Regions from separate parts of the Homo sapiens genome. Here regions 1 and 2 are each linked to region 3. A link is a loop called in an ENCODE intact Hi-C map of the cell type or tissue named here. Cell type or tissue: Caco-2. All regions are shown on one strand. Links, peaks and the distances in the headings refer to the core of each region. The heading gives the core; the rest is flanking DNA. Region 1 overlaps CXADR (CXADR cell adhesion molecule). Region 2 has its middle 25 kb from the start of BTG3-AS1. Region 3 has its middle 6.1 kb from the start of TRG-GCC1-5.

Evidence for each region. Hi-C counts contacts between places; a loop is a spot of excess contacts. Peaks named below come from ENCODE experiments on the same cell type or tissue, not always from the same donor. Only the 100,000 strongest peaks of a DNase experiment are listed, where the experiment ranks them.
Region 1: a loop joins it to region 3, with 4 times the contacts of the local background. A loop is called at or near these places in 5 of 110 quality-filtered maps.
Region 2: a loop joins it to region 3, with 2.0 times the contacts of the local background. A loop is called at or near these places in 2 of 110 quality-filtered maps.

The regions. Positions count from the first base shown.
Region 1 is chr21:17,537,815-17,548,221 of GRCh38, reverse strand. It overlaps CXADR (CXADR cell adhesion molecule), which reads right to left. Exons shown (of 7, transcript NM_001338.5): 2 at 1,029-1,195. Among named protein-coding and RNA genes, the nearest start is that of CXADR, 30 kb to the right of the region's middle. In Caco-2, for the core only: no CTCF peak of the experiment used is centred there; no DNase peak of the experiment used is centred there.
Region 2 is chr21:17,581,196-17,591,602 of GRCh38, reverse strand. It overlaps a transcript of CXADR not described here. Among named protein-coding and RNA genes, the nearest start is that of BTG3-AS1, 25 kb to the left of the region's middle. In Caco-2, for the core only: a CTCF peak has its summit at 5,558 (motif pointing right); no DNase peak of the experiment used is centred there.
Region 3 is chr21:17,455,802-17,466,208 of GRCh38, reverse strand. No RefSeq gene overlaps it. Among named protein-coding and RNA genes, the nearest start is that of TRG-GCC1-5, 6.1 kb to the right of the region's middle. In Caco-2, for the core only: no CTCF peak of the experiment used is centred there; a DNase peak (open chromatin) is centred at 3,738.

The DNA.
Region 1 (10,407 bases), core at 4,251-6,750, 80 kb before region 3:
GGAAGGATGTTACTTGTAACTTTTAAATATCCCCTTCTTTTACATGAACAAATGAAGTAAAAACAAAATTTCTCTTCCAAATATATATATTACTATATTTACCTAAATATTTGGACTTATTTTCCTCTCCCTGATCTAATATAATTTATTAACTTTTTAAAAAATTAAATGTGTCAGACAAAGCCAATATGCAACATTCTAAATAAAGTATTCTAGAACCATTGAAAAGGTAAAACATGACATATATTTGGAGATGAGATTATTAGGCATGTTTCCTCCTCTGTGCTATTTTTGGCTTTCCAAGTTTTCTACATTAGACTCTTATTACTTTGATTAGAAAAAATACTGAAACAATGTTTTAAGATTTTTTAAATTTAAGACTAAATATTTTATAGATTGTTTTTTGCTCTAAAGACTTCATTTTTACACTGGGAAGTTTTAAAGTCAAAGTAAAAAAAATAAATTTAAAAAGATTTTGTCTTTTAAAAAATTCATTGGACAGGATATTTAACTTGAAAAAATAAGGAAAATAGACTGTAATACTATGTAGTTGTTACACCATAGCTAATGACACTTCTACTGCTGACAGAATCCTTGGGTAAAACTTAAAAATTTCAATTCTGTCTAACGTTTAACAAAGCACAGTTATGTGCCATCTCCTAACACAACACACACTCCTGTCTCAACGTCATGCCTGCTCCATCTAGGCCTCTGCTATTCCCCGCCTCAAATCCAGATTGTCAGAACTTTCATAAGTTCCTCTTCTTCCCTGAAGTGTCTCTAAGAACTCCAGTGATCTTTTGCTCTTCTGTAACCTTAGGTCACACTCATTATCTATTTCCCTCCATTACATGTGTCCTCAATTTCCACCAGAGCAATTGCCTTCCTCACCCAGACCATAAAGCCTGAGAAGTTGGGGGGCTTCCTTCCTAGCTCCCTGCAGCCCATCCATGTGACTGGCAAGGTGATGGACACATCAGATAGTTGCACAGACAGCTGCTAAGCGAGCAAGGACATATCAAACTTACCACTTGATCCACCTTCTGATTATCAGCTGGTGATATCAGCCACTCGATGTCCAGCGGTCCCTGGTCTTCGGGACTAAGCGTAAATTTGCATGGCAGATAGGCAGTTTCCCCTTTGGCTTTTTCAATCATCTCTTCAGGAGTAGTGATACTCAAACTTCTGGCGAAATCTAGAGAAAGAAATGTACAAGGGACTAAGCATTTGCTATACGCTGACAGCCCACACAGTGCCCCGCAGCCATTCAGAAGCAGCACATTGATGCGAGGGATACAGGACGGGGTTTGGGTCCCGAGGAATGGAGTCCAAACTCAAGAGATGCCCAGTTTTTAATTTGTGCCTTTGTAAAAGTAGAATGACACAAGTAGTATCATCTTATTTGATACAATTCCCTTAAGGAACGCTGTGAACTTCCTGACATTATGTAAGTTTCTACTGGTAGAAGGTTTCTATATGCAAGCAGATGTTTAAAACTGAATTTGGCTAGAATCTCTGAAAGGTGAGTGATACAGGTTGGATTTGTGACCCCGCCCAAATCTCATGTTGAACTGTAATCCCCAGTGTTGGAAGAGAGGCCTGGTGGGAGGTGACTGGATCATGGGGGTGGATTTCCCCCTTGCTGATAGTGAGTGAGTTCTCAGGAGATCTGGTTGTTTAAAAGTGTGCAGCACCTCCCCCTTCTCTGCTCTGGCCACGTGGGACGTGCCTGCCTCCCCTTCGCCTTCTGCCATGATTGTAAGTTTCCTGAGGCCTCCCCAGCCATGCTTTCTGTACAGCCTGCAGAGCCAATCAAACCTCTTTTCTTTATAAATTACCCAGTTTTAGGTATTTCTCTATAGCGGTGTGAGAATGGACTAATACGGTCAGTCATGTCATACAAATTCAAGGCTACATTAATTCATGCTCACCACAAACACACAGGGAACTAAGTCACTGTCGGTAGGGTATATGCTGATCAACTGTGACACAGTTTCTGCTAAGGCTTCTTTAAATTTTTATTAGATTTAATTCTATAACCTTCTATTGAATGCTTAAAAATATTTCTAAGCAATAAGTTTTGATGAGGATAATTCAAAAAGAAAAGGAACACTGTCAATTTACTTATCTTTTAAAAATGTACAGCCAGGCACGGTGGCTCACGCCTGTAATCCCAGCAATTCAGGAGGCCAAGGTAGGTGAATCATCTGAAGTCAGGAGTTCGAGACCAGCCTGACCAACATGGTGAAACCCCATCTCTACTAGAAATACAAAATTGGCTGGGTATGGTGGCACATGACTATAATCCCAGCTACTTGGGAGGCTGAGGCAGAAGAACTGCTTGAACCTGGGAGGCGGAGGTTGCAGTGAGCCGACATTGTGCCATTGCATTCCAGCCTGGGCAATAACAGTGAAACTCTGTCTCAAAAAAAAAAAAAAACAAAAAAAACCAAATAGTTGACTCATATTATTTTTGAGACACTTCTTACTGTTCATCCCTTTTTATTTCCCTTCTGAAAAAGCCAATAATCACATTTATTTTATTTTATAAAAGACGTCTTAAAATTACATAACTTAATTTCACCAACATGGTGAAACCCCATCTTTACCAAAAATACAAAAGTTAGCCTAGCTGGGTGTGGTGGTGTGCACCTGTAATCCCAGCTACTCAGGAGGCTGAGGCAGGAGGATCGCTTGAACTTGGGAGGTAGAGGCTGCAGTGAGCCAAGATCGTGCCACTGCCCTCCAGCCTGGGTGACAAAGCAAGACTCTGTCTCAAAAAATTAAAAAATTAAATGCAAATTTAGTCTGTAAGTGAACAATCACATAAAACTTTTTTTCCTATTCATACTATAAAAGTATGCATAGCACTAGTTTGTCACATCTATGGTTTACTTGTGATTACCCAACATTTTCTTAAGTATAAATTCAAACATCTAAAGTGTGCATAACCATTAAGTTTCACTACTTTCTGTTGAAGAGCAACTCTATTTGGACCTATGTCACCTGACTCTGACAACCTTCAGAGCTGGATGATGACCTGGAGGAGGCCCTAAGCACTAAGATATGGTATGGTTCACGGGGCCTGCCTCTCTCTTCCTCTCCCTTTTCCCCTGCTCCCACCAAAAAAAAAAAAAAAAAAAAAAAAACACATTAGAGCAAAATTAGGAGTAAATCAATCCAAAGTCCTAATTCTCCACATGACTATCTTGATGTTGTTTTTCAAATAAATTTTGACAGAACAAACCAAAATGAAGAGGAGTTAGTCACTGCATGATTCTTTCCATTAGTCCTAAAATAAGCTTAATATACACAGACTATCAGTTCTAATAAAATTTTAATAAAGTCAAAGCCAATAGACTGAGAACTAAAGAAAATCCTGGTTACATTCAACACCATTTACGTTTAGGCACCATCGTAAGCTTTCAATCACATGTAAATGCACTCCTGAAATAAATTTAAATTGGGATTCAAATTATCTGCACCTGCTCCCTTAAACCTGAGGCCTGCCCAGCTTTGACCAACAGGATGTGCCAGGAATGACCTGTGTAGTTCCGAGGTTAGGCCTCAAAAACCCTTGCTGCACCCACTCTTGCCTCCTCGGTCACCGGCCACTGTGTGAACAAACCACAGAGGGGGCAACGGAGGTGTCTGGCCAACCCTCGAACACTCAGCCCTAGTCTAGACCAGCTCTCTGCAGCCCCACTGTTGAGCCCATAATTTTCCATCCTAGCCTAGTCTAACTAGCAACCCACAGGATCATGAATACATGATTTTTGTTTTAAGCCTCTAGAGTTTGAGTTGTTTTGTTATACAGCAAATATTGATCAGACATCATCCAAACCCACTGATCCAGCCCAAAAGTCCAACTACTCTGGCCTCCATTTCATGCCCATGTTTCTATTTAAAATGATATGATTTGGTATTTATGTACATAATCTCAAGTGTTTCTCCTAAATGTGTAACCTAAATACACTCTATTATTTCTAATAAACTCAGTTCCATTCCTATCTCATTCATTAAGGCATTTCTACCTCTCCACCCTACAATGATTTTTCTTTCTCTATGAATGCTGATTGTACTTTACTTTCTACCATCGGTATCACTTACTCGGCACTTAGCATATGTTGCCTTGGAATTTTTTTTCCTCTATAAATTTTATGGTGAAACTGACTTAGGTGGCATCCAGAGTTGTGTCACATGTTCTATTTTTTATTTTTTTAAGAGATGAGGTCTCACTATGTTACCCAGGCTGGTCTCTAACTCCTGAGGCTCAAGTAATCCTCCTGCCTTTGCCTCCCAAAGTGCTGGGATTACAGGCTTGAGCCACTGTGCCTGGCCTGTCACATCTTCCTAGATGTTGAGAAACTTATCTTCTTCCCATGTTACCTTGTATTTTTGCGAACTTTTAAAATGCATGCCCTGATTTACTATTAAATCATTAGCTCTATTAGGGCTGAAATAAATTGCAAATTGCGGCTACCTCTATCTCCTGCTGTAGTTCTTTGCACATAATAGAAAAGAATTAATGAGTGAATTATAAATTTGATCAATTTCAGAAATTTAGTTTGGTTATTAACACATCATGCATCAAATAATATGAGTAATCTAAGTACCCTTAAAAATAAAAATCTCATTCCAAAACAAACCAAGAAATAGTTCAAATATGGAGCTAAGAATATATAAGTGAGAATAAAAAATTGCTATCAATAACAATAAAAACTTCCGGGTTACTGTGTGTTTTTAGAGTTTTCATTTTGTAGAAATCAAATAAAAATGTTAAATAACTTCAATTAGACACCTACATTTGTAAAAGTTGAAATCCCCCAAATTCATGTTCTCAGTACTTACACTATACAAAGTGATCAAAATAAAATACAACTTAGTTTTTATATTATCTTTCTTTCTCGTTTGATACATAAAAAGTAATTTTAAAAAACTGCCTTAAAATAGTCATATATGTGTAACAAAATAATCTGAAAAGATATATGTCAAATTGTTAACAGCAACTACTTTTGAGAATTAGGATTTTAAGGAAGACAACTGTCCATTTCTGCTTTATTCTGAGATTTTTTTAAATGAGTATGCTGCTTATGATATTTTAAAACGATTTTTTAATGACTTTTAGATTTTTTTGTTTTTTGTTTTTCTTTCAAAAAATGGTTAAAGCCTTCAATTCCTCTTCACTGTGTTGCACTAGAAATGAATTAAAATCTTGAGATCATATAAAACAGTTCCTGGGTTTCCTAGCAACACTGAAGGGCCTCTTTTCACAGAGGAATAGTTTTTCAAGTGCTGAAGTACGCAACAGACACAAATTACATAAGACAAAAGACAGACACTTGGTCTCAGACAGCGGCCCTGGGCATCTTTCCTAATACTGCCCAATTTTATTTATGCAGCAAGTAGATTAACAATTTAACTTGCAAACTACTTGCAGGTTGAAACACGGTTTAAAAGGTAAATCAAATATCAGATCTTCTTACAATTTTATTCAAATTTATAATTCAGGATGTGATAAAATATGCGGCACATTATTAAGCTGCAAGTATTTGCAGTCTAGTTAATAAGTGCACAGCACTAGATCATATTATGTAAATAAACAGACGGAACCACATCCCATATTGGCAGTGACTGAAATAACATTTCCCAGTTTTCTGCTTGCTTTTCTTATCTCCAGTTTCTAAATCACTTGGATCTTTAAAGCTTCTCTTCTGCACAGTCTGACTTATATCTGAGCATCAAAGTGACATGAGTTCATCAAAGAGTATTTTTTTAGCCCTTGATGTCACCTCCTACTAAGGCCTTAGAAGATCTGGTTCCACTATAAGATTGGAAGCAAACTGGAGAGAATGGAAGAAGCTATTCTTCTAGAAGGGAGGTAATGTTATGAACTGATAACATGCGTTGGCTTCTTTCACTTGTTTTTTCAAATTTAAGCTGTTTGTTAACCTAGGTGGTCTTCAGTGATCTTTTCCTTCTGGCAATCTTAAAGTCATAAACATTAGAAAGTGCTCATGAAATGTTATCACTAGTTTTTTAAAAAGAGAAGTAAACATGAGAATTTTTAATAATGTTTTGAGTGAGGAAAGCCTTAGAGAAAAGTAGAACAGAAAAACACAAAAGCTATGGAAGAAGACAAAAATTTAACTATACTAAAAATCTTATTAAAAAATCACCATTTGGCAAAAACAGAGTAATAATTGTTTCAGGCAAAATATTGAAAATTGGTGCTGAAAGCTATGATGAGAAACAGCATTTGTTACATAATGTCAAAGTATCTTCCCACAAAACACTTTCATTACAGAGGAAAAAGTAGTAACTTTACAGTGAAGAAATCTGGTATACATCACCTTAATCAAACGATCAAATTTACCTTCACCAGAACAAATGGACATTATGTACCTCCTGATTAGAAAAGAACATAGTATTACTTCTGTAGTATTGCATACCAAGTCAAAAATGCATACTCTAGCCATGAAAAGACATGGAGTAAACTTAAACACAAATGCATATTACTAAGTGAAAAAAGCCACTGTATGATTACAACTATATGACATTCTGGAAAAGGCAAAACTACAGAGAGTAAAAAAAAAAAAAAAAATCAACAGATGCAGGGGAAAGAGGGAAGAGGAGAATAGGTGGAACATAGGATTTTTTTTTTGAGACAGAGTCTTGCTCTGACGCCTGGGCTGGAATGTAGTGGCGCGATCTTGGCTCACTGCAAGCTCCGTCTCCCAGGTTCACGCCATTCTCCTGCCTCAAGCCTCCCGGGTAGCTGGGACTACAGGTGCCCACCACCACGTCCGGCTAATTTTTTTTTTTGTATTTTTAGTAGAGACGGGGTTTCGCCGTGTTAGCCAGGATGGTCTTGATCTCCTGACCTCGTGATCCGCCCGCCTCGGCCTCCCAAAGTGCTGGGATTACAGGCGTGAGCCACCGCGCCCAGCCGGAACATAGGATTTTTAGGGCAGGGAAATGCTTCTGTGTAATACTATAATGGTGGCTGCATGTCATCCATTTGTCCAAACCCGTAGAATGTACAAAACCAAGAGTGAACCCCGATGTAAACTATGGACTCTAGGTGGTAATGTTATGTCAATACGGGTTCATCAATCCTAACAAGGTACACTCTGGTGGGGGGCGTGTTGACAAGCGAGGGAGATGTTGGTGCATGGGGGAAAGGGGTACAGGGGAACTCTGTACTTTCTGCTCGATTTTGCTGTAAATCTAAAACTGCTGTACAAAATAAAGTCTATTTTTAAAAAAGATTAACAAGAGAGCACACAACCATATTTATAATTAAATAAATATAAATTAGAATAACGTAACATATTTCAAATATAAAATTGACGGTGGTTAAAAAAATTCAATAAGGCCAATCTTGGCAAAAGTGTTGGAAACTGTGGCAACACAGAAAGTAAATCAGCACAACCTACTGTCAACGCAGTAGAAGACGTGTGAAATGTCAGTGTGCTAATCCACTTTTAGGAACTGCAGCTGAACTCTCATAACTGAACAGCTCATATGTACAAGGATATTACTCACTGATGCTCTCTGAAACACAAAAACATCTGAAAACAACCTAAATGTCCAACAACAGTCAGGAAAATCAGAGTAAGAAATTCAAGCTCACCTACCTCAGACAAAGAGCAAGGACAAACAGATCAGGTAGAACCAGTCCCCTCCAGCAAAAAGATGCTACTAAAATTTGGCTTCTGGGGAGTAATGCTGACTTTCACTCATATAAATAGAAGTATGACTAAATATTGCCACCTTCAGCTTTGGTTCCATTCACCCAACAGCAAATACAATCATCGAATGAAATTAGGTCTTTCAAAAGGAACATAACATTAAACATATAATGTATACTAATAAATATATTAATAGAATAAAAATACTTTTGGGGGACGGCGGTAGAGTAAATCATGTCCCCCCCAAAATTCATATGTTGAATCCCTGACCTCCTATGTGACTGTATTAGAGGTAGGGCTTTTAAGGAAGTGATTAAGATTAAATGAGGCCATAGCATAGAGCCCAGAACAGAAGGAACTGACATCCGCTTAAGAGAAGGAAATACCGGAGCACTCTCTCTGCCACGTGAGGATAGAGGGAGACGGCAGCTGTCTACCAGCCAGGAAGAGGGCCCTCACCAGAAACCAAACTTGCTGGCATCTTAATCTTGGACTGCCCAGACTCCAGAGCTGTGAAAAACCAAGTTTCTATTGTTTAAGGCATCTATGGTATTTTGTATTGGTATTTTGTCTATGGCATTTTGTTACGGCAGCCTGAGCAGACTAATACAGACTGCATACAGAGCAGTGAAGTTTCTCATCATGGATAGGGTATACTGTTCAACTGGACATGAAGGTAATGATTTCAGCAGAAATTCTCAAGAAGATTTAAACATATTGGGAATTCGCAAAATGATGGAAAAATGTACTTTTCAATCCATTAGCCAATAAAGACACGAGGGAACTGCCTGGATGGTCCCTCTCAGGAGAAAAAAAAATTATGTACATTAATATACAGAAGTGCACAGGAATTTAAATTTATTGCTTATCTGTAAGTCAAGCATTATGCAAAGGGCTTTAATTATTTCATCTGATCCTTACAAAACCTGTGGAACAGGCATTACAGACAATGACATCAAAGAACTGCTTCTTATGCAAAATCCAAGTAAATGTTGAATAATACCAGTTACTTAATCCAGACTAATGTGGAAGGAGAAGAGGGAAGTGAAAGATCATAAAGGCACTGAAATAAGAAAAATGAGGATATGAGACAAGAAAATTCAAGAGCAGGAAGAAGTCTGTTTAGGTAATAGGGATATCCTTGTAGATCCCCTGAGAATCTAAAATAAGGAAAGCACAAACCAGCGACAGTTTTAAAGCTGGGCTGGAAGACTTCTAATAACACAAGAAAATATGGGGGTAATTTTATAATTCAACCCACATACTTGATTTGGAGGCAGGGGGACCAGTGGCAGCAAGCTGAGATGATGTTTGATCAAACTGTTTGTTTCCCCAGCACAACCCTAAATTTCTCCTTTGAACTCCTTATCTCAGTGACGTGACCTACTACCAACACTTTTGGCAATCAATCCCTGCATAAGATCACAGATGCAAGAAATAGCTGCATCACCAATCATCTGCACAAACCTGGAGACAAAATGAAAGGCAGCAGGGTATCAACGTTCACTCATTCAAAGCATACTATGTCCTCTTTAATACATTCCAAATCCAACCATTTTTACCTATATCCAGGCCACTATTATCTTTCACGTGGCCTGGATGTAGCCTGCTAACTGGCTTCCCTGCAACCACACTTTCTCATTCTAACTTGTTCTCCATACTTCACCCAGAGTGTTCTCTATATAATTGCTTTTATTTATCTATTTTTTTGAAACAGGGTCTCACTCTGTTGCCCAGGCTGAAGTGCTGTGGCACAACCAAGGCTCACTGTGGCCTCAAACCCCTGGGCTCAAGGGATCCTCTCCTGCCTCAGCCTCCCAAGGAGCTGGGACTACAGGTATGTGCCACCATGCCCACTAATTTTATTTTTATTTTTATTTTCCCAGTGGAGTTGCAGTCTCGTTATGTTGCCCAAGCTGGTCTTGAACTCCAGGGCTCAAGTAATCCTCCCACCTCAGCCTCCCAAAGTGCTGGAATTACAGGCATGGGTCACTGCATCCAGCCTATAACTCCTTTTGTAAAAAAGACGTCACTGACATGTCTGACAATCTCTGGTCGCTCCTCATTGATTCAGACACCTTAATTCTCCCTCAAGGTCCTTTGACTAGCCACCCTCTAGCACCTTTAGCTTCTTACCACTTCCCACTCCCACAGTATAATACAGCCATCATCATCTCCATCATCATCTCGCCTCACTCAGCACGAGCACAGTGTAAGATACCTCCTCTTGCTGGGCGCGGTGGCTCACACCTGTAATCCCAGCACTGTGGGAGGCCAAGGCAGGCGGATCACGAGGTCAGGAGATCTGAGACCATCCTGGCTAACACGGTGAAACCCCATCTCTACTAAAATATAAAAATTAGCCGGACGTGGTGGCACATGCCTACGGTCTCAGCTGCTCAGGAGGCTGAAGCAGGAGAATGGCTTGAACCCGGGAGGTGGAGGTTGCAGTGAGCCGAGGTCGCACCACTGCACTCCAGCCTGGGCAACAGAGAGAGACTCCATCTTAAAAAGAAAAAAAAAAAGATACCTCCTCTTCTGCTCCATCCCACCTTTTAGGCTTACTATGGTCTCAGTTCAGCCCCTTCCTCCAGAACATATGTCCTCTAATTACTCCTCGGACTAGCACTAACAATGCTTTCATCACGGGCACTTTCCTCACTTTACTGAAACTGCGCTCACCCTCTGCCTCCAGGGACTATTTCACATTTGA
Region 2 (10,407 bases), core at 4,061-6,560, 120 kb before region 3:
TTTAGTAAGTTCTATCACATTAATACTAAAGCAGTGCTTATTTCTGGTTTATTAGTATAATATTTATCTCAAAGTATTTAACTTTTTAGTAAACTTCTGTGGTTCCAAGTTAAGATAATAAAGCATTTATGTTGACTTCTCAGCTAACAGAGGTATGTGTTAATTTCTTATTTTATGATTAGGAAGAGGGAAAAATACAAACACCTACCATGTACAGTTTATTGTGTAGCCATTCTGTCCATTTTACAGATAATAGTAAATAATTTTTTTAATTTTTATTACTACATGGCAACAACTTATTTAATCATCACAGCCTCAGGGGGTATGTACCATTATCATCCCAGTTAGATAAGGATTCCAGAGAAGTTAAAAATGCCCAAGATCACAGAAAACTAAATAATGAAGCTCTGACTTAAAACCCAGCTGGGCTTTTTTAAGGCCCATGCCATGGTACCTTGCCATCAGATTCATTTTGTTACCTATAAAATCTACCAAATCTTGAAACTTGTAAGAAGGTTCATTATCAGACCAAGATTTTTTTTAAAAAAAGGAACCAGTGCGAAGGTAAATTAATGAGAATATAAGACATTAAAGTATCTATTGATTAACCACTAATAAATCTTTGGCCAAGTTTCTTGTTACAAACTACTCAGATATATCTGAAGAGGGAGCTGGCTGATCATCTGATAGTAATTTTATTGCTGGAAATAGAAATTAAATTGCAATAAACAGTACAACCCAGTAGAGTGAAGACTGAGATGACAAAGCAAACTGTACCAATGACTTGTTACATGGAAAGATCACACATAATGAGTAGTAATTCCCAAGTCTGTCACAGTCTTTAACTTTTTTTTCTTACTTATCAGTTACTTGGCAATTTAACAGAGTGTACAACGTTAGTAAACTTTGTGCCAAATTTCTTCATATACTCTGGAATCTATTGCAATGGATGAAGCAATAACATTGTGAGGCTCTTACGGAAACACAACAATATCCCTGCATTGCATATGGCACTTTATGGCATTGACTCGTACTGCGAAGTTGTCACACAAGCACTCATGAGCACAAGGGAAGGCTCATGCAATTCCTCTTTAAAATATGTACATTTTATTCATTGCAGAAACCATCACCCACTTCCAAATTTAATAGCATTAGTCCATCTTCTATGTTCCTTTGTTCTTTCATGTATACTTTTAAGGGTAACATAAGGACAAAAGTGGAAGCATGTTTAACCCTTATCAAAAACAAATTCACCATTAAGACTTGTAGCAGATACATCACTGCAATTAGGGTAGTTTGATGTTTATTCTGTAAAGCACACAATCAGCACAAATAAAAGTACTGAATTTGTTTCTCCTATCAAAAAAAAAAAAATACCTAGCTACAAAAATTTCTTCCATAAAAGTTAAGAAACATAATCATGGGAGACTTTGTGTTTAAATTTCATAGGACTTAAAAATACTAATTATGATTTAGACAGCAATGCCATGGCTAAAAAATGTTTATTTGTGTGTATACATATATAAAATTTATAAAATATAAATCCATAGGGAATATGGGTGAAACACATTTCTATCTAGACTAGAGGTTTAATGGATCATTTCTGTGTATAATATTAGTGTTATGACCAATAAATATATGAACACTAAATACAAATTAAAACATTTATTTTGGGAATCAAAATTAATAATGCCCAATATTGGTGAGGGTGTAGGGGAAGCAGTCTCTTACAGTGTTACTAGAGGCTTAAAGAGGAGGGCAGTTACACCTTCTTGAAGTATATATCCCTTGATCAAGCAATTGTACGTACTTCTAGAAATTTATCTACAGAAGTACTCAAACGAGGACCATTACCTACGTAATAAGTGTTCACTGCAAAATTGTTTTGGGTGGCAAAAATAACAAAAGCCCAAGTAGCCACCAATAGATGAACAGTTTAATAAAATTTGAACATCTGTTCAAGGAAATGCTGTGGAAAATACCATGTAGCCATTAAAAAAGAGTAGAATAAAAAAAAAAATGGTATGCCTAGAATGGTGCTAGTATTGTCTGGGGGCAAAAAATTGTTAATGGTAGTTAGTGTTCTCAGAGGCGGGGAATGGGACAAATACAGAGAATATTATTTTTCTACTTTCAACATTTTGATCTTTAAATTTTTATATTGAGCATTATTACTTTGTAACTGGAGGGTAAAAAGACACTTTCTCAAAGGGCTTTAAGACAAGTTCAATGGATTTATTTTTAGCAGATGCAAATGCTGCCATCAGTGATAATCAAATTGTATGTTTTGTGGACAATCTGTTGTATTTCTGAATTAAACAATTGCAATGTGGCTACAGTTTTATGTTTGTAATCATACTGTGTCTACAAGGAAATATTCTGAAATAGTAAATACTTATAATGGGGTAGCAATAGTGCATAGTTTCCTCCAGTGTTCCCATTATATATAATATGATAATATTCATGAGAAAAATGTTAAATATAGTATTTGGTGGGAGAAAACCCCATTATTAAGAAAAAGTATTAGGGAGTAGAGGGATGCAAAAAAGAAAAGTGAAAGAAAATTTATTAAATACCTGGAAATAAACTTTAACAACAACAAAAAGGAGTGAGTCCTATAGAGAAGAAAATTATTAAAATTTGGTGAAAGACAAAAACTGAATAGAAGAATATATCATTTTTAAATGGACCTGATATTATAAAAGCTTTACTTTTCTACAAATTAATACATAAAGTCAATAGAAATCATAATTTTAAAATCCCAGCAAAATTTTATGTAACTAGAAAGCCTGATTTTAAGTTTACATGGAAGAGTAAATTTCAAGAATTACCAAGAATTGTTTTAAGTAAAACAATGAGCAGAGAGTATTTTTCCTTTTACATTATTTATTAATACATACTCTGAAGTATAACATAGGAATAAACTAATTCACCAGTGAAACAGAATTACAGATCCAGAACCAGAAACATTTATATACAGAAGTTTGGTGAATGGGGCTTTTCAAATTAAAGATGAAGAATCCACTAATCAAAAATTAATAGGTATTCTTATACACCAATAACAGACAAACAGAGAGCCAAATCATGAGTGAACTCCCATTCACAATTGCTTCAAAGAGAATAAAATACCTACGAATCCAACCTACAAGGGATGTGAAGGACCTCTTCAAGGAGAACTACAAACCACTGCTCAATGAAATAAAAGAGGATACAAACAAACGGAAGAACATTCCATGCTCATGGGTAGGAAGAATCAATATCGTGAAAATGGCCATACTGCCCAAGGCAATTTATAGATTCAATGCCATCCCCATCAAGCTACCAATGACTTTCTTCACAGAATTGGAAAAAACTACTTTAAAGTTCATATGGAACCAAAAAAGAGCCCGCATTGCCAACTCAATCCTAAGCCAAAAGAACAAAGCTGGAGGCATCACACTACCTGACTTCAAACTACACTACAAGCCTACAGTAACCAAAACAGCATGGTATTGGTGCCAAAACAGAGATATAAACCAATCGAACAGAACAGAGCCCTCAGAAATAACGCCACATATCTACAACTATCTGATCTTTGACAAACCTGAGAAAAACAAGCAATGGGGAAAGGATTCCCTATTTAATAAATGGTGCTGGGAAAACTGGCTAGCCATATATAGAAAGCTGAAACTGGATCCCTTCCTTACACCTTATACAAAAATTAATTCAAGATGGATTAAAGACTTACATGTTAGACCTAAAACCATAACCCTAGAAGAAAACCTAGGCAATACCATTCAGGACATAGGCATGGGCAAGGACTTCATGTCTAAAACACCAAAAGCAATGGCAACAAAAGCCAAAATTGACAAATGGGATCTAATTAAACTAAAGAGCTTCTGCACAGCAAAAGAAACTACCATCAGAGTGAACAGGCAACCTACAGAATGGGAGAATATTTTTGCAACCTACTCACCTGACAAAGGGCTAATATCCAGAATCTACAATGAACTCCAACAAATTTACAAGAAAAAAACAACCCCATCGAAAAGTGGGTGAAGGATATGAACAGACACTTCTCAAAAGAAGACATTTATGCAGCCAAAAGACACATGAAAAAATGCTCATCATCACTGGCCATCAGAGAAATGCAAATCAAAACCACATTGAGATACCATCTCACACCAGTTAGAATGGCGATCATTTAAAAAGTCAGGAAACAACAGGTGCTGGAGAGGATGTGGAGAAATAGGAACACTTTTACACTGTTGGTGGGACTGTAAACTAGTTCAACCATTGTGGAAGTCAGTGTGGCGATTCCTCAGGGATCTAGAACTAGAAATACCATTTGACCCAGCCATCCCATTACTGGGTATATACCCAAAGGATTATAAATCATGCTGCTATAAGGACACATGCACACGTAGGTTTATTGCGGCACTATTCACAATAGCAAAGACTTGGAACCAACCCACATGTCCAACAATGATAGACTGGATTAAGAAAATGTGGCACATATACACCATGGGATACTATGCAGCCATAAAAAATGATGAGTTCATGTCCTTTGTAGGGACATGGATGAAGCTGGAATCCATCATTCTCAGCAAACTACTGCAAGGACAAAAAACCAAACACCGCATGTTCTCACTCATAGGTGGGAATTGAACAACGAGAACACATGGACACAGGAAGGGGAACATCACACACCAGGGACTGTTGTGGGGTGAGGGGAGGGAGGAGGGACAGCATTAGGAGATACACCTAATGTTAAATGACGAGTTAATGAGTGCAGCACACCAACACGGCACATGTATACATATGTAACAAACCTGCACGTTGTGCACATGTACCCTAAAACTTAAAGTATAATAATAATAAAAAATTTTAAAAAACTAAAACAAAACAAAAATTAATAGGTATTTGGCTATCCATTTTTAAAAATTAACCCCCTACTTCAAACCATAAAAATAGATTCCAAATATATTAAAGAAATCACGTAAGTTATGAAACTATAGGAGTACTGAGAAGAGGCTGACTCACACCTGTAATCTCAGCACTTTGGGAGGCCAAGGTAGGAGAACTGCTTGAGGCCAGAAGTTTGAGACCAACTTAGGCAACAAAGTGAGACCCCATCTTTACCAAGAATAAAAATAAATAAAAGAACTGAGAGGAAATATGGAAGGATTATACATATATAATATATATTATATATATATATACACATTATATATATATATACACACATTTTGTATATATACATATAAACTTTAGCTTTGGGAAATATTGGAAGACAGGCCATTTGGAATGGGGAAAAAATTTTAAATTTTCACAAAATGTGTAAAAGAAAATGAATTAATGTCACTATATACAAAAAGGGTCTGTATATAATTAAAGTAAATCATTTAGTAAGGCCAAATCAATAAAGAAACACAAATGGCTAAAAATATTAAAAGATAAGACAATGGCACACTAATGACGAGGGAACTATAAATTGAGACCATATTTAGACCAGATGAAAAGGAATAAATCGCCTATAAAAATTACTGGCCACAAGAGGGCATCAGATTTCCCTTTCCAGCTTAGCTAAATACTATATTCGCAAAGAATAATCTAGCTTCTACAGGAAAAGTGTTAGTGGTTATAGCTTAAATCACTTCTTTTCCTATGGGTCTACATGTAAAAACTGTCACTGGTAATGGAGAATTTTAATGAATTATGTCATAGTTATTATACAAAACATTTCTTTACTATAATTATTTTTCTGTTAATAAAAGTAGTATTGTTCATTTAAGAAAAGAATTAAAACCGGGCGCGGTGGCTCATGCCTGTAATCCCAGCACTTTGGGAGGCCAAGGCGGGCGGATCATGAGCTCAAAAGATCGAGACTATCCTGGCCAACATGGTGAAACCCCGTCTGTACTAAAAATACAAAAAAATTAGCTGGGCGTAGTGGCACGCGCCTGTAATCCCAGCTACTCAGGAGGCTGAGGCAGGAGAATCGCTTGAACCTGGGAGGCGGAGGTTGCAGTGAGCCGAGATGGCGCCACTGTACTCCAGCGTGACGACAGAGCGAGACTCGGTCTCAAAAAAAAATAATAATTAAACACCCAGAAGCACAAAGACAGATCATTGGAATCGAAAACCACTATTAATAGTTTAATGGATGGGGGAGCTTTTACTTTATATACTCCTATACTGTTGTATTATGATATGAAATATGTTCATTTTATGGTCACACAATTCGAAAACATGGAATGTTTTCTTACGCCATTGTTTTTTTCCTAAAACATGATTTTTTATAGTTTCATGGTACTCATATGTATGTGCTGTAATTGATTTAACAAATCTTTATTACTAGATTTTAAGCTACAAATCTCTTTCAGAAATATCTTTTCAATCATATATCTCAATGCATATCAATGTCAGATGTTGGTCAGGAGTATTCATTTAAAGTCCAGAAATAAACAGCCAAGTTAATCTCAGAACTACCAACTTTATGAATTCACACATAAAAAATATAGACAATACATTTTTCAGAGTTAATTTAATAAGTAAAGCCACAAAATTCAATGGAAAAACAGTGTGATTTTGTTTTACTAAACTCTATGGAAAAAAACAAACATTGTTTTTGCATCTTATAAATCATCCATCAACCACTTCTAAAGAAGAAGTGATAAAATATACTGATTGAAAATGAAAATGTATTTAAAATTTTTGAACTTTGTTTAAAGAGACTGTAACATGAAAATATAAAGTCAGTTTTGTTATTTGAGTTTTTGTTTGTTTGTTTGTTTTTTGAGACGGAGTCTCTCTCTGTGGTGGAGCGCAGTGGTGCAATCTCGGCTCACTGCAACCTCCGCCTCCTGGGTTCAAGCAATTCTCCTGCCTCAGCCTCCAGAGTAGCTGGGATTACAGGTGCCCGCCACCATGTCCAGCTAACTTTTTGTATTTTTAGTAGAGACAGGGTTTCACTATGTTGGCCAGGCTGGTCTCAAACTCCTGACCTCGTGATCCGCCCTCCTCGGCCTCCCAAAGTGCTGGGACTACAGACGTGAGCCATCACGCCCGGCCTAGGGGCAGGACTTTTTAAAACTTTCAGAATCGCAAGACCTTAATAATAGTAAGATGTCCAAATACATTAGGAACCATTTGAACGTTTGCAAGACAGAATAACCAAACTTGTGAATGCAGGATGGCACGATGATGTGTACGTGAACCACCCTGCACTACAATACGCTCTTTCCTTAGAAGATGATCTTCACATCGCTGTTACAGACCAAAATAAATAAAAAGCCAAAGCTACGTCTTTAATTAAAAATCATCATTTATTGATGGCTTCATACCAGCCAAACGCTGGACTAGGTGCTTTACATGGATTATCTCATGTATGTTCTTGAGGTCTATACAGTTTGTTCTTCATTTGTTCAGTGGCTGAGCCAGGATAACCTCTAACTCCAGAGTCCAAACTCTTAACCATTACATTTACTTCTTCTAACAGAATCCTTCCATTTATCTTAAATCATGAGTAAGCACAAATCTTTCCCACCTGAGTTGATTGCATACACATACACACACAAACACACAAACCCAGGAATAAGCATGTCCTATGTATGCAAGCCTCGAAAGCACTAACTTGTGGCTATAATGGATCCCTTTCTAACATAGCAACAAAAGGAAGGAAGGAGGTTAAGATCCATTCTGTGTGAGGTTACTACACCCGTAGGCAGCCTTGTAGATCCATTACAAGCTAATTTTAACAGAGATGGGACCAGATCATAATGAGGTCTTTCTGGTAAACTGTCCTCAAAGAAAGGGTCCAAAAAGGAATCCCATGTGATCATTAGGATAGTGCTGAATTTTAAAAATCTCTTTAAGATATTTCTCTCTTCTTCCTCAGCCTTTGAGCAAACTCAAAGAGAGGATTATACATTTATTTCTTAGTTAACATTTGGGTATTTAATCATTAAAATATGTCTGTTCACTGATACCAGGGGGAGCAAAGTGGATTTCGAGTGTGTGTCAGCATGGCCAAATCATCTGATGGCTATTTTGGATGAGATGGTAGCGTATTTCAAGTATTGCTCTGATACTAAAATGGATGATGTACAACAGTTATACATATATGTTGGAGAAAATCTGAAAAACAACCACCCCAAGTTAATCTCTTAAAATTTGGTATATCTTTCCTATGACTACTATAGACATTTAAAGGTTTTTATTTTAACATTTAAAACAGCCTATGGACGTTTCTGTTTTTTGCAGAACTTTAACTGCTATGTAAATTTCTTCACTTAACTGTACCACAAATCTTTTGCCCATAACATTACAAGAAGTTTAAACCAAATCTATATATACATACATTCATAAAGCTCTCCTGGTCTACTATATAGCACATCTTTATCATGTCCCGAACACAGCAGATAGTATCTTTTACTTGAGAAGGCAGAGATTATGGTTCCTCTCATGTAATTGTTTAATTTTACTTTGTGTTCTCTCGTTTCTGTGAACACATAAAATGTCCCCTCCTTGTCAGATTAAAAGACTGGTGAATGTTAGAGGACTATGATTTCCCAACAGGTTGCAAATTGCAGTCACTGATATCTTTTCTATCACGTTCTCTCCTCCCAGAATCGCAAGGTCATTCTCCTGTTCCCAAAAAATTATCTCATTGTTGACAGTTCTGGGACTATGTGAGAAGATGTCTTACTTAGAAACATTAAAAGAGCACAGTGCCAGCAGCCAACATTGAACTTGGGATAGTGTGTGACAGCTGACCTAAGATGTAACCTAGACACATCTTTTCAAATGCAAGATAACTCACTTTCTTCATTAGTTTGTGCTGATTCCATAAAACTGCTCTTGGCAAAAATTCCGACAACTTGAAGAAACCAAAGATAAATCAAGGAGACACACTGTTATGGCGATACATGCAGCAATGGCTTGATATGAACACAGCCAGAGCTGCTACAATTATTATCATCAGCAAAGATTACTGAGAGTTTATGTGTTGAACAGTTAGATGTAAAGATGTTTCTGCCTTTCAGAACTCTGACATCTGCTTAGAGATAGGAGATAAACACATGAAAAGACAGGTGACCCTGAGCTCCCAGTGAGGGTACAATTTCAAGGAGGGAGAGATAAGTCAGTGTTGAACCAGAATGGTTTGGAAATGGCTTCTCTGTGGGACTTAGGAAGGATTAAGATTACATAGCCATAAAAGGGCAAATACAAACAGTCAGATAACTTGAGGGGAAAAGTTGCGGGTCAAATCACAAAGAACTAATATTATTAATATTTAAAAGCTCCTCCAGCGGGCTGCGGTGGCTCATGCCTGTAATCCTAGCACTTTGGGAGGCCAAGGCGGGTGCATCACCTGCGGTTAGCAGTTCGAGACCAGCCTGGCCTACATGGTGAAACCTTGTCTCTGCTAAAAATACAAAAATTACCTGGGTGTGTTCGGCTAGACCCAGGAATTCAGGGAGACCTAGATTCCCACTCCTAGCTATGTGGCCTTAGGAAATGTGTGGCAGGTGCCTGTAATCCCAGCCACTCAGGAGGCTGAGACAAGGAGAATCACTTGAACCCGGGAGGGCAGAGGTTTGCAGTGAGCCGAGATTGTGCCACTGCACTCCAGCCTGGGCAACGAAGAGTGAAACGCCGTCAAAACAAACAAAACAAACAAACAAACAAACAAACAAACTCCTCCCAAATTAGCCAGACTACTAGTACAAAGGAAAAATGGAATTCTCAAAAATATAATTTTTTTTTTTTTTGAGACAGAGTCTTAGCCTTTGTCACCCCAGGCTGGAGTTGCAGTGTTGTCAGAGCTCACTGCAAGCCTCAATCTTCTTGGGCTCAAGTGATCCTCCCACCTCAGCCTCCTGAGTAGCTGGGACTACAGGCACATGCCACCACATCCAGCTAATTTTTTATTTTTTGTGGAGATAGGGTCTCAACTATGTTGGCCCTGGCTGGTCTTGAACTCCTGGCCTCAAGTGATCCTCCTACCTCAGCCTCCCAAAGTGCTGAGATTACCGGTGTGAGCCACCGTGTCTGGTCCTACAAATGTTTTTAAACAAAGAAAAAGATGCTCAACTGAGCAAATTGAAAGAGAGGTAGACTTTTAAACCATGTGATAATTTTCTCCTGAGGTCAGGAAAGATCAAGAAGTTGGATAAAAGTATGGTGAAGATTTTCAGGGGATAAACACTCTCATATATTGAAAGCATAAGCTGCCACAACACTTAGGATGCTGTTTTAATAGTATCTATCAAAATATTCTTTACTCATTTGCTCCTTTTAGAAATTTATTTTAAAGATATATTTATACATACACAAAATGACATATATACATATATATTGATTGTAATTTTACTTGTTATACCAAAAGGATGGGATTAATTTAAATGACCATCAATTGGAAAC
Region 3 (10,407 bases), core at 2,680-5,179:
ACACATATATATTCAAATTATTTAGATGTGTTATTTTTACCAATATGTTATCTATATTACAAAACAGAAAAAAGACATTAATAAAACTATGAATAATTAATAAATAATTTCTTCCTATACCCCTTACCATCCTTTTAGCCACTTCACTTTGGAAACAACTGTTTCATAGGATAAAGAATAAATTCCAGGCTAGGCACAGTGGCTCATGCCTGTAATCTCAGCACTTTGGGAGGCCGAGGCGGGTGGATCACCTGAGGTCAGGAGTTTGAGACCAGCCTGGCCAACATAGTGAAACCCCGTCTCTACTAAAATACAAAAATTAGCTAAATGTGGTGGCGCATGCCTGTAATCCCAGCTACACGGGAGGCTGAGGCATGAGAATCACTTGGGCCTGGGATGTGGAGGTTGCAGTGAGCCAAGATCACGCCACTGCACTCCAGCCCAGGAAACAGAGTGAGACTCTGTCTCAAAAAATAAAATAAAATAAAACAAATAAATAAATAAATAAATTCCATATCATGGAGTTCAAGGTTTTTCTCTAGGCAAAATTTCATCTCTCTTTTATTGTTGTTTGTTTGTTTTTGAGATGGTGTCTCACTCTGTTGCCAGGCTGGAGTGCACTGGTGCAATCTTGGCTCACTGCAACCTCCACCTTCCGGATTCAAGTGATTCTCCTGCCTCAGCCTCCTGAGTAGCTGGGACTACGGTCGTGTGCCACCATGCTCAGCTTATTTTGTATTTTTAGTAGAGACAAGGTTTCACCATGTTGGCCAGAATGATCTTGATCACTTGACCTCGTAATCCGCCTGCCTCGGCCTCCCAAAATGCTGGGATTACAGGTGTGAGCCACCACGCCCGGCCTCTTTTATTGCTATATATCCTACTGTTTTAGATTATCGTTACTTTTTTTGTTGCTGATTTTTTTTTTTTTTCAGACGGAGTCTCGCTCTGTTGCACAGGCTGGAAGGCAGTGGCGCGATCTCAGCTCACTGCAACCTCCGCCTCCCAGGTTCAACGCGACTCTCCTGCCTCAGCCTCCTGAGTAGCTGGGATTACAGTGTGCGCCACCACGCCTGGCTAATTTTTGTATTTTTAGTAGAGACGAAGTTTCACCATGTTGGTCAGGCTGGTCTTGAGCTCCTGACCTCGTGATCCACCCACTTTGGCCTCCCAAAGTGCTGGGATTAAAGGCATAAGCCACCACGCCCGGCCTGTTGCTGATGTTATAAAATCATCACTATATATTTTACTATTTTATGTCCAGTTTCTCAGGGAGTCTGAGATGAGAACTTGCAGGTAGAAAGTTTATCGAGGAGTGAAGGACATAGGATTGGAGCACTTGCAACAAAGCCCTTAGCCAAATCTCATTCTGAAGAGGGGCTCTGGGATGCTCCCCGTGCATCCTTGCATTCCACTGCGTTCCTTGCATTCGAGGGCTTAGCACAGACTGTTCCTCACTCTGGAATATTTTACCCTCAAATTTCACAGGCTGGGCTTCTGGTCTGGAAAAGCTCTCTCAAAGGATGGATAGAATTTAGATAGACGGTAAACTCCCTGATTAGCAGTGAGCTGATCTGTTATACTTTTCTATCTCTCACACTGCTTAATACATACTAGGCCCTCAGTTCTAAAAATATATATGTTTATATTATTATATATTAATTACATATATATGTGTAATTTCAATTAACATGCTGAGTGAGGCCAGGCACGGTGGCTCATGCCTGTAATCCCAGCACTTTGGGAGGCTGAGGTGGGCGGATCACCTGAGGTCAGGAGTTTGAGACCAGCCTTGCCAACATGGTGAAATCCCCGTCTCTACTAAAAATACAAAAATTAGCTGGGTATGGTGGTGGGCGCCTATAATCCCAGCTACTTGGGAGGCTGAGGCACGAGAATCGCTTGAGCCCCGGAGGTGGAGTTTGCAATGAGCCAAGATTTTGCCACTGCACTCCAGCCTGGGTGACAGAGCAAGACTCTGTCTCAAAAAAAAAAAAACAAAACAAAAACAAAAAAAGCATGCTGAGTGTATAAATTGAATAGCTAGAGAAGACTGGACAAAGATTTCAGGCTGGTAGCAGAGCTGGAGGGAAACAGAGGTGACCGAACTCAAGACATGCCGGGGGGTCAGAGAGAAAGTGCATTTGGTGGGAAAGGAGTGCTCTTTTGCAGGAACAAAATGGCCAAGAGGATCAGCAACAGAAGGTAGGGTTGGAGATTTTTGTAGACCTTAAATAATATATTTTATGTTGTTCATTGTATGAAATGAAGAACACATAAAATCTTGCTAAGGAAACACACGTCTGAGCATTGTTATTTCCAGTCCCAGGACTTACATGGTTAAGTCTGAATTCCTCAACCAGACTTCCATTCTTAAATGTTTCAAGTCTCTTTTCATCCCTTAATCTTCTTGTTTTCCCATTCCTCTGACATCCCCACGTGGTCACTACACACCCTAGCAAATCCCCCAGTTGGAATTAATCTTCCCATATTCTCAAGGCAGTCTGTTTCACCCATGGCTATAGACCTTGTTAGCTTGCCAGTTGACTGAGTTCTTTGAGTAGATGTCATCGCAGGCACCAGATTGCATGCATACAGAGAGCGTGGGCAGTGTCTTACTCATCTTTGTCCACGCTCCTTCCAGCACTCAGTAGAGAGTGGTATTCAGGGAAGGTCATTTGAAATAGTGATTTCTTATTATAAACCAGTGAAAAGGCTGAATGTTGTTTCCTCTTTTAAACTGACATTGATACACATTACAAGTAGGCCAACATAAAAAAACTGCTTAATGGATAGTAAAAGGCACAGTTATATAAATTCCTCTGCTTGAAGAATTATTTCTACCTGAATCACAAGGTGTTTTCCATCCAACTAACAAAAGTAGTTGCGTTAAGTCTTCGAAATGTTTGACGGGGTGAAAAAAATTATGAGAAAGGTCAGTTACTATTAGGAAAAAAAGTTTTTCTACTGAGAGGAGAACCTGTCATGACTAGATTTTATGACCTTCCTGGCTGGGTTCTGTTAAAGAAACACAAATTTTCTCTTGTCATAGTTTGATTTTTTTTTTTTTTTTTTTTTGAGACAGAGTCTCGCTTTGTCACCCAGGCTGGAATGCAGTGGCGTGTTCTCAGCTCACTGCAAGCTCCATCTCCTGGGTTCACGCCATTCTCCTGCCTCAGTCTCCTGAGTAGCTGGGACTACAGGCACCCGCCACCACGCCCGGCTAATTTTTTGTACTTTTAGTAGAGACGGGGTTTCACTGTGTTAGCCAGGATGGTCTTGATCTTCTGACCTCGTGATCCACCCGCCTCCACGTCCCAAAGTGCTGGGACTACAGGCGTGAGCCACCGCGCCCGGCCAGTTTGATTTTTTTTTTTTAAGTGAAGGAACGGTCAGGGTAATTATACTTGACATTTTGTGGATTACAAAGATCATGTTGTCAGCTGTGTTGGGTGCAGGGCTGGACTTTATTCCTTTAGCTGATAAGCATTATCAACATTTACAAGACAGAAACCTTATATGAAAGTCATTATTTGTATTTCCTGGTTCATAGTTGGTTTCGAATCTCTGCCTGTACCGTGCTTATGTTTGATTACTAAGTGTGCTTTCATATCAGGGACAGAGAGAGTCTCCGGACATGGAGGAAGCCACTAGACAAGGCCAATAAAAACATAAACCTGGGCTATTTTTAATGAATAACCAGTAGGTATGAATGAGTAACAAATGAGCAGTAATCTGGCTGGGCGCGGTGGCTCATGTTTGTAATTCCAGCACTTTGGGAGGCTGAGGCTAGCAGATCACTCGAGTCAGGAGTTCAAGACCAGCCTGGCCAACATGGTGAAACCCTCTCTAGTAAAAATACAAAAAAAATTAGCTGGACATGGTGGCGTGTGCCTGCAGTCACAGCTACTTGGGAGGCTGAGGCAGGATAATTGATTGAACCTGGAAGGCGGAGGTTGCAGTGAACCGAGATCATGCCACTGCACTCTAGCCTGGGTGACAGAGCGAGACTCCATCTCAAAACAAAGAAACACACAAACAAACAAACAAACAAATAAACATACAGTAATCTACTTGAAAATGGAAAAATGTTTCTTAATCCCCCCTGGAGGGCTATAGATAGGTGACTATGTCATACATACCATTGTATGTCCCTCAGTCAATATACCCCGGAAGGGAATGCCCCCGCTAGAGCTCAACTCCAGAGACTATACTGAGAATGGTGCCCTTACAAGTTGGAGAACATGGCAGCCCTAGAAGGCATTCAATAATACTTTCTTTTTTTTATTTTTGAGATAGGATCTTGCTCTGTCACCTAGGCTGGAGTACAGTGACACGATCATGGCTTACTGTAGCCTTGACATTCCGGGCCCAAGTGATCCTCCTACCTCAGCATAAGTTTTTTTTTTTTTTTTTTTTTTTTTTCAATTTGTAGAGACAGAGTCTCCCTGTGTTGCCCAGGCTGGTCTCAAACTCCTACGCTTGAGCAATCTTCCCCCTTGGCCTCCCAAAGTGCTGGGATTACAAGCATGAGTCACCACGCCAGCCAATAATGATTTCTTGATTGAAGGAATGAATGAATTAAAAGGTTCATCTTTGGACACAAAGGCAGACAAAAGTTTGACAAAAGGCATTTTTGAAACTAGGACCTTTATTATAATATTAGTCTAAACAGTGGGACCCATGAATAAGCATGGCAATGCTATATTCACCATAGCAGACATCCTTGAAAATGTGCCTCCCCAGATAGATCAGCTAAGAAAGAATAATTCTACATACAATCACTTGCAGATATGTTTCCTGATAGAAATACCAGGGACAAAGCTAACATCAATGTCAAGTCCAGAAAATGATTTTTGAATGTTGGTAGTTTCCCTCTTCACATTCTGCTCTCTTCACTCTCCTATCCCTGAAGCACAGATGCTGTCCTTTAGTTTGAGTAAGTAAGAAGTGCCAGTGAGTCATATTAGCTATTTTTAATGCACAGACATGTGAGGGATCTGTTTGATGGAGGACTTGCTTGCCAGCAATCGAGTTCGAGAAAGTCCAGGGCTTCAAGCCAGATTCTGGAGTGAGGCAGAAATGGGGACTAGACAGAAAAGATTGTAGGCTTTTCAGGCTAGAACGGAGAAAGTGCAGATGCAAAACTAGGGTTTAATTTGAGGAATCATTTAGAGTAGGTGTTGATTTAGGAAGATCTAAAAGACGTAGAATTAATGGAAAGGTTAATGATGGGCCTCTTGAAGTGAGCGAATGATGACAGATTATGGGATACACTTAGCTCCTAATTATTATGTATTTTAATACCTAGGTGCTAAAAAGTGGTAGCTAAAAATAAATAGTCATATATTTTTAAATAGTAGATTTCTTCCCTTCCCTAAATTTCTAACCTTGTTTCATGAACACAAACCTAATTTTAAAGGTAAAGGAAACTCATGCCAAGCAGCAAACAAAGAGACTGTATTAATTCTTCAGTTCACAAGTAGGGAAGTATTGATTGAGATTAGAGAATTATTTGTTTGCTTATTTATGGTATTAATTTATATATTTGGTTTCTTGCCTTACAGATAATTTAGGCAGAAATGACAGCTACCTGCCTTAAGACAACAAACCTACAATCTATAACATTCTCCCACCCAGCAATCTCACATATCTGGAACCCAGATGGGAAACTAGAATAACCCTCCAAATCTTTACCCATATAAATAGGTGTTATAAGATTCATGCGTTAAGTCAGTCAGTACTTTTCAACCACAATAAACCACTCAAGCCCTCACTCATTATTTGTTTACTTTAATTTTAGACATAATGATAATAAGCTTGGTTATCAGGGTTTATTTAGCCCACAGGAGACCACAGGAGCATGTGGCTGCACATTTCCTTTGGAATGAACAATTATAAAAGGGTTTTCACATCCATCATTAGCTGCTCAAGGCAGACACAGCAATAGCATCAAGAAGTGTCAGTTGAGTGCCTGACAGCCCCAAGAAAACAGAATAATTCTAAACAGTAGGCAGATAAACCACAAAAATAGACTAGTCTGTAGCCACGGTTAGGAAGAAAGAGAAAGACATATGTCACCATTCTCAGATGGCATCTCTTTCCAGACTCAGAACCCCACGTGCATAGAGAGGTTGTCCAGTCCAGGCCCCTGGTTAGCATACAATTCACATCAACAGTTCTCTTTTTGGGTGGTCAGACAGTTCTGCTGATGTGTTGGCAAGGAATCTGTGATGATTAATTTTATGTGTGATAAATTTTCTTTTTTCTTTTTTTTTTTTACCAGCACTCCTGATTTGGAATGGATTTTTTTTTTTTTTTTTGAGACAGGCTCTCACTCAATCATCCAGGCTGGAGTGCAGTAGCACAATCACAGCACCCTGTAGCCTCAATCTCCCAGGCTCAAGCAATCCTTCCATCTCAGCCTCCTTAATAGCAGGGACTACAGGTGTGCGCCACCATGCCCTGCTAATTTTTTATCTCTTTGTAGAAACGGAGTTTCTCCATGTTGTCCAAGCTGGTCTTGAACTCCTGGGCTCAAGCAATCTACCCGCCTCAGCCTCCCAAAATGCTGGGATTACAGGCGTGAGCTACTGCACTGGGCTAATTTTATTTTCTTTAACTTGGCTGGGTCGTAGTACCCAGATATATGATCAAACATTATTCTGGATGTTTCTGAGAGCGTGTTTTTGGATGAAATTGACATTCAAGTTGGTGGACTTTGAATAAGACAGGTTACCATTACTTTTTTCATTTTTAAGACAGGATGATATGGTTTGGCTTTGTGTCCCCACTCAAATCTCATCTCTAACTGTAATCCCCACATGTTGAGGGTGGGACCTGGTGGGAGGTGATTGGATCATGGGGGTGGTTTCCCCCATGCTGTTCTTGTGATAGTGAGTTCTCATGAGATCTGATCGTTTAAAAGTGTAGCATTTCTCATCCTCTGTCTCTCCTGCCACCTCATGAGGAAGGTGCTTGCTTCTCCTTCACCTTCTACCATGATTGAAAGTTTCCTGAGATCTCCGCAGCCATGCAGAACTGTAAGTCAATTAAACCTATTTTCTTTATAAAGTATGCAGTCCCAGGTAGTTCTTTCCCCACCCCCCACCTCCACCCTCTGAGACAGATTCTTGCTTTGTCGCCCAAGCTGGAGTGCAGTGGCAGATCTCGTCTCACTGCAACCCCCACCTCCTGAGTTCAAGCAATTCTCTTCCCTCAGCCTCCTGAGTACATGGGATTACAGGAGCGTGCCACTACAACTGGCTAATTCTGTGTTTGTATTTTATTTTATTTAATTTACTTATATATTTTTTGAGATGGAGTCTCGCTCTGTCGCCCAGACTGGAGGGCAGTGGCACAATCTCAGCTCACTGCAGCCTCGACCTCCTGGGATCAAACGATCCTCCCACCTCAGCCTTGTGAATAGCTGGGACCACAAGGCATGCGCCTCCATGCCCAGCTAATTTTTGTATTTTTTGTAGAATTGGGATTTTGCCACGTTGCCCAGGCTGGTCTCAAACTCCTGAGCTCAAGGGATCCACGTGCCTTGGCCTCCCAAAGTGCTGGAATTACAGGTGTGAGCCATCACGCCTGGCCCAGATTACTCTTCCTAATGTGGGTAAGTCTCATCCAATCAGTTGATGGCTTGAATAGAATGAAAGACTGAGCTACCTGCCGCGAAAGGGAATCTGTAGCAGATGACCTTCGGACTTGGACTGCAGCATCAACTCTTTCCTGGGTCTTCAGCCAGCTGGTCTACCCTGCAGATTTTGGACTTGCCAACCCCCATAATTGTGTAAGACAATTTCTTTATAAACAAGTTTCCTTGTGTGTATATACATCCTATTGATTCTGTTTCTCTGGAGAAACCTGCCTAATACAAAATCCCTTTCCAAATTAGGGCATGATACATTGCATAGCCCCGGATGTGACAGTAAATAAAAATTCATAATGAAAAATGTTCTTTGTAGCATTATTTATAACAACAAATTGAAATTAGCCTATATGCACATCAATAATGAATTGAATAAATGAATTATAAAACTACTTTCACGCCATAGAAAGCAATCGAGATACAACTGTATAAAATGGTGGTGGTGATGTAAAAGTATGACCAAGGTAGATTGTTAGAGAAAAAATGCAATTTGCCTTGAAGTACACATAATTGGATCCCACTTATGTAGAAATTTATATAGTTGGAAAATAGTATAATAAAAATAGGTAACACTTACTGAGGGCTTCCTATATGCATTCACTTCATTCATTCAATTCGACAAATATTTATTGCATGCTGTGCTGGGTGACAGGCTCTCAGCAGTAAATTAGACCAGTGGTTTTCAACCTGGGTGATTTTGCCCCCCAGAGGACATTTGGCCATGTCTATAAATAGTTTTTGTTGCAGGTAGAAGTGGGTAGAAGCCAGAGATGCTGCTACACAACCCACAGTGTGCAGGACACCAGCCCCTCTTTCCACTACCGGAAATTATTCAGCCTAAAATATCAGTAGTACAGAGGTTGAAAACCCCTAAATCAAACAAAATCCCTGCCTTTATGGAGTTGGCGGTAATTAATTTAATTCTCATGTTGCCTCTATTGGGTAGGTACTATTATGATCCTCATTTTATAGATGTGGAACACATAGCAACAAAAAGGTCAAGTAAAGGCACAGGCCAGGGGCCGGGTGTGGTGGCTCACACCTGTAATCCCAGCACTTTGGGAGGTGGAGGCTGGTGAATCACTTGAGGTCAGGAGTTCGAGACCACCCCGGCCAACATGGCGAAACCCTGTCTCTACTAAAAATACAAAAATTATCCTGGCATGGTGGCACGTGCCTGTAATCCCAGCTACTTGAACCCCGGAGGCTGAGGTTGCTGTGAGCCGAGATTGTGCCACTGCACTCCAGCCTGGGTGACAGAGTGAGACTCCATCTCAAAAAAAAAAAAACCAAAAAACAAAAAACCAGGCACAGTGACTCACGCCTGTAATCCCAGCACTTTGGGAGGCCAAGGCGGGTGGATTACCTGAAAGGCCAGGAGTTTGAGACCAGCCTGACCAACATGCGGAACCCCGTCTCAACTAAAAAAAATTAGCCAGGCATGGTGGTGGGCGCCTGTAATCCCGGCTACTCAGGAGGCTGAAGCAGGAGAATTGCTTGAACCCAGGAGGCGGAGGCTGCAGTGAGCCGAGATGGCACCACTGCACTCCAGCCTGGGCAAGGGCGAAACTCTGTCTCAAAAAAAAAAAGACACGGGCTAAACGACTCACAGGTACCTCTGTAAATTGGGGTTAGGGTGAACTTTCACTTTTACATAATATATTTTGATATATTTAAAATTTTAATAAACTTATTTTACTTTTATAATAATTAGCTTTGTAATTAAAATGTGAGTTAAAAATATTTTAAAATGATTTATCACTTCCAGTTACTTGTTTAAAACAATCCTACCTTTCCAGGCCCTCCATGATCTAGTCCCATTTGCTTCTCCAACTCTCATTGCTCCTCGCCTCGTGCACTCTCCATTCCAGCTACCCTAGGTTAATGTCTTTTTTGAGTTTGGGACTTTTGTTCGCTCATTATTCCATTACCTGCGAAACCAAGTAAGATCTTGCACATAAATTATGAATCAAAATGAATTATAAAGAGGAGTTTCTTTCATATTGAATCAAAATCCGCTTTTCTTTTTTTTTTTGAGACGGAGTTTCGTTCTTGTTGCCCAGGCTGGAGTGCAATGGCGCGATCTCCGGCTCACCGCAACCTCCGCCTCCTGGGTTCAAGCGATTCTCCTGCCTCAGCCTCCCGAGTAGCTGGGATTACAGGCATGTGCCACCATACCCGACTAATTTTGTGTTTTTAGTAGAGACGGGGTTTCTCCATGTTGGTCAGGGTGGTCTCGAACTCCCAACCTCAGGTGATCCGCCAGCCTCGGCCTCCCAAAGTGTTGGGATTACAGGCGTGAGCGACTGCGTCCGGCCCAAAATCTGCTTTTCTGTAATGATTTTTACCAATTAGTCTTAGTATTCTATTAGATATTTACAGTTTTCTTTATTCCTCTCTCTCCCCACCCCTTCTCTCTTTCTTTTTTCTTTTTTTTGAGACAGAGTCTCGCTCTGTTGTCCAGGCTGGAGTGCAATGGCGCGATCTCGGCTCACTGCAGCCTCCGCCTCCCAGGTTCAAGCGATTCTCCTGCCTCAGCCTCCTGAATAGCTGGGACCACCGGCTTGCACCACCACGCCTGGCTAATTTTTGTAGTTTTAGTAGAGACCAGGTTGATATTTACAGGTTTCTATTCAAGGCATCGTCACAAGACAATACTACCAACATTTAAATATTTATATATAAGTTTTCTCTAAGTTAAGCTTCTCTAACGCTTTCAGACATTTTGCTGGCTGAACCTTGTTTCAATA